2 separate regions of the Homo sapiens genome follow, and region 2 is linked to region 1. The links are chromatin loops, found by intact Hi-C in ENCODE. Cell type or tissue: sigmoid colon. All regions are shown on one strand. Region 1 overlaps ROR2 (receptor tyrosine kinase like orphan receptor 2). Region 2 overlaps ROR2 (receptor tyrosine kinase like orphan receptor 2).

Region 1 (4,000 bases):
CCATGGATTGGCATGATATATCACACAGCATGTGCTAGATAAAAGTTGGCTGAATTAATTAATTAATCACCCTACAGTGGAAGAATGTGTTCATGTCCTATAATAATACAAACATACATATGCCTGTGACAAAGGGATGGTATATTCAATTTCCATTTTAAATTCTTGCGACAGGTTGTATTTTCCAAAGAAGGCTACAACAATATCTTCCATCTCACATGCTCTCCATATGGTGTCCCCGACACTCCCCCAACAAGAGCTGGAGTCTGTTTCCCCACTCTCCTGAATCAGAGTGGGCCCTGTGATTGCTTTGACCCCCAGAATGCAAAGAAAGTGGCCTTGAGTGCTGGTTCTGAATGAAGCCTGTAAGTGGCCAAATTCCACTTTCTGCCCTTAACACACTCCCTCTTGAGAGAGTCCTTTTTGGAACCCAGCCACCATGCTGTGAGAAGGCCAAGCCACCTGGAGAGGCCACGTATGGGTTCTTGGGTCGAGAGACCCCCCCAGCACCCAACAGCACCACCAACCAGCCATGTCAGTGCGCCATCTTCATGTCTGGCCCAGTTGAGCCTTCAGATGACTGCAGCCCCCACCAGCATCTTACCGCAGCCAGCATCTGACGACAGCCACGCAAGAGACCCCAGGAAAGACCCTGTCAACCCACAGAACTGTGTGCTGTAACAACACATTATCCATTTAAGCCTCTAAATTGTGCAGTAGTGTTTTGTTACACAGCAACAGATAACAAAAACAGATCTGTGGAGGAATTTCATTTTCTCCACAAATAATTATAATAAAAAAATTTACATTACTTATTCACCCTCATTTGTTTTTTCTCCCTTTTCCTGGAAAACAGCATAAAAGAGACTCCTCACTCTTGGTATGATATAACCTGAGTTTATGTCAAAAGGAAAGTTTTCAGATTGTGGCCACTCATGTAAACACACTCGGAGTTACACTCTCAGGCTGGCACCGTTCGTCCTGGGGTGCATCTCGTCGTTTTAACTGTGAATGATGCACCACCACCCAAGGGAAGCCTGACAAATGTCCATGAACCCCAAGATTTCCAATACATCCAATGACTATTCCTCACTTTACTGCCAAACCTTGACGAGGAATCAGGCAGTGTTTACACCACACAGCCAGAATTTGTTCTATTTTTTTCCTGTACAGATTTTTATGAGGCTACTAGTAAGTTACCTCTTCTTTCACCCTAGTATTTCCCAAGTCCTACCTTGGGGCTGGTGTGTTTATAGGCCATTTTATTAAGTGTTCCTTATACTACACATTGCTTATGAAGCAGCACTGTCGACTGCTGAAACACAGGGCGTGCGTTTTATTATATTACAGAGGCTGGGCTGGAAATACAGAAATATGCAGAGTAAGAACTCCCTTAGCAGCTCTTCAGTAGAAATGAGGAAGGCATGGCTCATGGCCGAAGTACCAACATCCTCTGGGGGATGGAGAGGGACCTGGATGCTGTGGTCCCTTACACACTGGGGAAAAGTAAAGGCACCCTGGTGTGTTTTGCATCAATCTATGGAACCAGGAACCAGGCCCATGCAGGTCCACAGGCCAAGTGTCCCCTCGACCATGGCATGACTCAAACATTTTTAACTCTGTAAAAGAACCTAAGTACAGTTTCTCTGAAATTCTTAAACTTCTTGGAGACATGACTATTTAATGTCAACATTTTTGTCATCATCATACTTTCGATTCCAACAGATATTGGATAAGGCTTGCTCCATCAACAGTCTCTGGTCCTGTGGGTCCGGCTTGCTTTTCCGGATACACAGTGTCAACATTGGTTTTCACCCTCCCCTGTCATTCTTGAACTTAACATAAAACTGTACATCGACTCATCTACCACTACCACTGCCTGTGTGCATCGGGCCCATGTCCCACTAGACTACTACTGGAAGCTCTCTCTAGCAAGAGCATTAAAAAGCCACCAGTGGGGCTGGGCATGGTGGCTCACGCCTGTAATCCCAGCACCAGCACTTTGGGAGGCTGAGGCGGGTGGATCACCTGAGGTCAGGAGTTCGACATCAGCCTGGCCAACAGGGTAAAAACCCCATCTGTACTAAAAATAGAAAAATTAGCCAGGCATATGGTGGGCGCCTACATTCCCAGCTACTCGTTAGGCTGAGACAGGAGAATTGCTTGAACCCGGGAGGCGGAGGTTGCAGTGAGCCAAGATCGTGCCACTGCACTCCAGCCAAGGTGACAAAGCAAGAATCCATCTCAAAAAAGAAAGAAAAGAAAAAGCCACCAATGGGAACAAAAAGTGTCACAGGGCCTTCTTTGTTGCAATCCCACAGACATCTGAAGTGCATTTGAGCCACGGCAGATGTACACACCACCTCCACTGGAACACACTGTACCCAGCCCAGCAATATATATAGCTGTGTTGACAGCACTGTAATTTATCCAGCGCCGAGCAGCTGAATCTCAGAGTCCGAAGCCGTGTTCTACATCCAGATTCTTCCATCAAGAGATGCCTTCAGGGGAACCTTTTCCTCCCCTGAATATTCAGGCTGTAAATTACCTTTGACAAATTAACTTTCGCTTCTCCTCAGAGATAAATTTTAAAAGGAGGGCACTAAGAGAGCAGATTAAAGGCTTTCTGTCTGGGGTCCTATTGAATTGGTTGGGGGAGTTGGGCTTCTTTTGCTCTGATGAACACTTACAGCCTGTAATTTGGTCTCTGCCCATAGAAAATCAAGTCAGGGCATGAGAAAGTGATCGCATCCACCTGGAAGGGGGCTGACGAAGCCTCCCTCCCAGACAGGGCCTCAAGGAATCACCCCACTTAGGGGAAGAGAAAAGACCCTTCATTTTCACTCCACTGACATGAAACCCAATCTGCTTCAGAGCAGGATTACCCCAGTAAAAGGTGCTCTGTGGCGGCCACTTGGCCACCTGCACCGGTTCAGGAGGCTCTGCACACTCGCTCCTCATTTCTGCCTCGTGAAAGTGGCACACGTGTCCCAGGACTCAACCACAGCTGCTCACAAACCTGCTTAGGCCAGCTGCACTTATTCTACTCATTAAATTATGTAATTAAGTATTTAATTGATGAACTATAAACATTAAAAGTTTTATCTAGAAAAACTAAGTTGGCTTTGAAAAGCCTCCATACAATGAAAAAAAATCCGTGTTCGAAAGAAGCCTAGGCGATAAAACAGAAAATGACTAGGAAAATACTGTAAACATCTGACCTCAGCCTGCTTCACAGATTTCTTCCCGTTGTCATATGACTTCTAAAGAAACCAAAACTGAAAACTCTGTACTATAAGCAAGAAAGACAACTGGGCCGGGCGTGGTGGCTCACACCTGCAATCCCAGCACAGAAAGGCCGAGGTGGGTGGATCACCTGAGGTCCCGAGTTTGAGACGAGCCTGACCAACATGGACAAACCCTGTCTCCACTAAAAATACAAAATTAGCCAGGCATGGTGGCGAATGCCTGTAATCCCAGCTACTCGGGAGGCTGAGGCAGGAGAATCACTTGAACCCCAGAGGTGGAGGTTGCAGTGAGCTGAGATCGCCATTGCACTCCAGCCTGGGCAACAAGAGCGAAACTCCGTCTCAAAAAAAAAAAAAAGGAAAGACAACTGAGAACTCCTCTATCAGCTGATTCTCACCAAAAAGCCTTGGCCTACCTCAAAAAATTGGTAAATTAACGGACACTTACATGATCTAAATGGAACAGAATGTTTAACATATGGGTGGATCATTTTATTACATTTTCTCCAACTTTAGAAGACATTTTGAGTTATGCCAACCAATTAACGGTCCCAGGATCAGAGAGTGAGCAGACTTCTACTCTAACTTCAACATGTAATTCCGTAAATGAAATGCCTAGAGATATCCTGCAAGTGCTTTCACATTTTTGTGAAGAAGAATTGTTTAAATGAACAAGAATTTGACTAAATCAAAAGTAACAAACATCTGGTAATAGGGAGTATTGTAGAAATGCCAGTATTTCTCTGATTCCA
Region 2 (4,000 bases), 92 kb before region 1:
CCTCAGCCTCCCAAAGTGCTAGGATTACAGGCATGAGCCACCGTGCCACCGTGCCTGGCCAATACTTTACATTCTTAATGATGCAATCCCTGGTAAATGGCCTCAAAGCCAAGTATGCACCCTAACCCTATGAACAGAATCTGACACAGATTCACTGGATTTAATATGTTATTCAATGATTTATACAGCATGCTGGCAAATATTTAGAAATTAAAACATTTTGGAAAATGTTGGATTTTTCAGCTGAGTCCTACAGGAATTGTCATTGGCATGGAGACATCAGCTCTTAAGCAGGAATTTGTAGCATATTCTTGGAAGCACTTTATGAATGTCTTGTATATTCCAGGCTGAACCAATTGGTGTCTACAGAATGGCCAAAGTGAAAGGGTTCACTGTTGATAGGGATGATGCCCGGTTGCTGTTAAGAGAGTCACATCAGGCCTGCAATAGCTGGAGGTGCAGATTCTGAAGAATTAGAAATTATATAACCAGGCCAGGCACAGTGGCTCACGCCTGTAATCCCATCACTTTGGGAGGCCAAGGCGGGTGGATCACGAGACCATCCTGGCTAACACAGTGAAACCCCGTCTCTACTAAAAATACAAAAAATTAGCCGGGCATGGTGGCAGGAGCCTGTAGTCCCAGCTACTCGGGAGGCTGAGGCAGGAGAATGGCGTGAAGCTGGGAGGCGGAGCTTGCAGTGAGCCGAGATCACGCCACACTACTCCAGCCTAGGCGACAGAGCAAGACTCCGTCTAAAAAAAAAATGAAAGAAAGAAAGAAAGAAATTATATAACCATCAAACAAAACTCTTCTGAAAACCTTCTTTCAACACAGACCTCTGATGTGACATCTTGATTTATGGCATCAACAAGATAAGATTAATTGGGCTGGCGTGGTGGCTCATGCCTGTAATCCCAGCACTTTGGGAGGTCGAGGCCTCGGGTGGATCACCTGAGGTCAGGAGTTTGAGACCAGCCTGGCCAACGTGGTGAAATCCCATCTGTACTAAAAATACAAAAATTAGCCAGGCGTGGTGGCAGGTGCCTGTAATCCCAGCTACTTGGGAGGCTGAGGCAGGAGAATCACTTGAATCTGGGAGGTGGAGGTTGCAGTGAGACAAGATGGTGCCATTGCACTCCAGCCTGGGTGACAGAGCAAGACTCCATCTCAAAAAAAAGATAAATTTATATCTGCAAAGTAGCAAGCACGTCTGTTCTGATTCCAAGGCTCTACCTCTAGTATCACAATCATTCTCTCATTAACAGCAGTCACACCATTAAGCAAGCATTTATTAATGAAGTTTCACCTATGCCCTTGGATTTGAGTCCATGGTGCTATTCTGGTTTTGATTTGCGTTTCTTTTAAACATGCTTTGTTATTCAGACTGTTCATCCATTCATCTCTTCACCTGTTGATCTGAATCGGTATGCTTACTGTGATGCAATTAGATGCAGTCTTCAGGATGTTCAGACAACTTCAAAGCAGCCTCTTTTTAATTAGTAAGGGTATTTTATTCACCAGAGCTTGGCATTCTTGGATTTGGTTGTCCTCATGTGAAGGTATAATTTGCAGGATGTGTTTAAGAACAGAAGTCACGGCAGGGAAAAAGCACAGCCTGAGAAAGTGACGGTGCTGCAAACCAGACACCCCCTGAATGAATGGCAAGGACAGATTTCACAATGAGCTACGCTGCGAGCAAGCTCTGTGCACCCACTGTCCCACTTGCACGTGCAAATGTCACTCATGTGTTCCACAACAACTACTCAGCTCGGCAACACGTCAGATCGAAAACACCCATGATGCTAGAAAGGCAACAGTTAAGGAAGAAAAGTTAAAAATTGGGAAGGAGCAGCGTATAAAGTCCCGAAAGGGTAAGGCCATTATTAGTCTGGGACCTGGGTCAGGAGAAGTATGTCAATAGCAAAGAGCCTTGAGACTGTTTCGGGGAATGCTCTTACTAAGACACTGCACCCTGTGTTTCAATTGCAGCTAGAAAACCAAACAGCATTCCAGGTGGGCTGCCAGTACCTAATTGGTAGTGGTCTTAACAGTCTGTAATTTTTTATTTTCATTATTTCTAACTTTGAGTTGAGTAAATACTAGCCTCTGTTCTTATATTCCTTCAAGGGCTGGCTTAACTCTACTTTGGAAATAGGGAGTTAAAACTCATCAACTTGAAAATGGAGTAACCGTTTCACCAATTTGAACTTTGCTGTGATTCCACTTCTAAAGCAAACGTATTAAACCTCCAAGTGAGTCAATGTACCAGCCCAACTCCCTTCAATATTGCCTTCATAAAGCTCTTTCTACTTTCTGTCTCTGACAGCCCCCAGAGCCCCCAACAAAAGCCCACTGTCAGGGGCCAAAGGAATATTTAGGTGAAGGGGGAGAGAGGCCACTCAGGCAGCTGAATTGAGGCCTTTCACAGACCTTCTCTCTTCCCAGCATCCACAGCCCTGGCAGCGGTGAGCCTGGCCGGGCTGGGAGGCCAAATGCCGCACCTCCACCCCCACCAGATACAGTGAGAAGGTGAGGTCCCCTCCCTGTGACAGGGAGCTGAGGCTTGCTTTCTCTTAAGTGGCTGCTTGTTTCTGCACCAAAACCAGCAGAAAAGGAGCAAACAGAAATGCTAAGTAAAGGCTCCAGGTTTATTGTATCTTTTCATCTAGTTTCAAGGAAGTAGCTCTTGAATATTAGTTACTCCCATGCATACAAAAGGTTACTTTGTCACCTTGAATCTCTGGAAAGTTTTTAATTAAAGGGAGGGATGTAAAAAAGAAAAAAAAAACACCCTGATTAGAAAAGAAACTGCATTATCCTTTGGCAGCAAAAGCAGATGTCTTCCATTTGCTTAAGGCTTTTCAGGGGTGTCCAATCTTTTGGCTTCCCTGGGCCACACTGGAAGAAGAATAATTGTCTTGGGCCACACGTAAAATATACTAACACTAACGATAGCTGATAGCAAAAAAAAAAAAAAAAAAAAAACCCTCATAATGTTTTAAGAAAGAAGTTGTGTTGGGCTGCATTCAAAGCCGTCCTGGGCTGCATGTGCCACGGGTTAGACAAGCTTGCTTTAAGTTAAGGCCAGGTCTGGAGCAGGCTCCACCTCCATCAACCAGGAATCCAGGTCCCAGGCCATGTAGCCAGAGGCTAACCCAGAGGGGGTTCAAAAGCAGAAGATTCTCTGGTAGCCAGAATTTGCTTCAGAGTCTTGGAATCAAACAGGGGTAAATGTCTGCTATGATCACAGGAAGTAGCAGTGATTCTTTTTAAGGCAGCTTCTGTGTTGGTTTCCTAAGGCAGCCACAACAAAGCCGCACAGATGGGGCAGCCTAAACAATGGAAACGCCTTGTCTCAGTTCAGGAGGCTGGAAGGCCAGGATCAAGGTGTCAGTAGGGCAGGTTCCTTCTGCGGCTGGGAGAGAGGATCTGCTGCAGGTCACTCCTTGCTGGCAGACCATGGCTTCTCCTTCCATCTCCTCATTGTCCCTCCATGCACACCGTCTTTCCGTCCAAATCTCTCTTCCTACAGGTCACCAGTCCCATAGGATGAGAGCCCTGATGACCTCCTTTTACCTTAATTACCTGTGTAAAAACCCGATCTCCAAATAAGGGCACATTCTGAGACACAGAGGACTAGGACTCCTGTGTTTCTATTTTCAGGGACACAATTCAACCCATAAGGGAAAGCATTATTTGTCTTCAAAACTTAGTGCTGACTTGAGAATGACACACACAATGGCAAGGCTCAGCCTCACAGTGAGTGCCTCGCTGAGAAGGGATGGATAGGCTCTCTGGGCTAAGTACAGGTGTGCTGGGACTGCTCGCATGCCCAGGAACTGCCAACTTGTTAGTGACTCTAGTGCCCCAAACCCCTCCCTTCTGAGGCCAACTCTCACTTATATGGAAGCCACCTCCAACCCTCACAGCCATCTGCTGAGACCGGCAGTCCTCCCACTTCACCCCTCCAGGGTTTCAGCTGCAGCTGCAGCCCCGC

What was found. Hi-C counts contacts between places; a loop is a spot of excess contacts. Peaks named below come from ENCODE experiments on the same cell type or tissue, not always from the same donor. Only the 100,000 strongest peaks of a DNase experiment are listed, where the experiment ranks them.
Region 2: a loop joins it to region 1, with 2.3 times the contacts of the local background. A loop is called at or near these places in 11 of 110 quality-filtered maps.

Annotation. Positions count from the first base shown.
Region 1 is chr9:91,871,342-91,875,341 of GRCh38, forward strand. All of the region lies in intron 1 of ROR2 (receptor tyrosine kinase like orphan receptor 2), which reads right to left. Among named protein-coding and RNA genes, the nearest start is that of ROR2, 77 kb to the right of the region's middle. In sigmoid colon, no CTCF peak of the experiment used is centred here; a DNase peak (open chromatin) is centred at 2,380; H3K27ac peaks cover 278 bases.
Region 2 is chr9:91,779,619-91,783,618 of GRCh38, forward strand. All of the region lies in intron 1 of ROR2 (receptor tyrosine kinase like orphan receptor 2), which reads right to left. Among named protein-coding and RNA genes, the nearest start is that of MIR3910-2, 150 kb to the left of the region's middle. RefSeq lists an enhancer at 2,527-3,026. In sigmoid colon, no CTCF peak of the experiment used is centred here; a DNase peak (open chromatin) is centred at 1,703.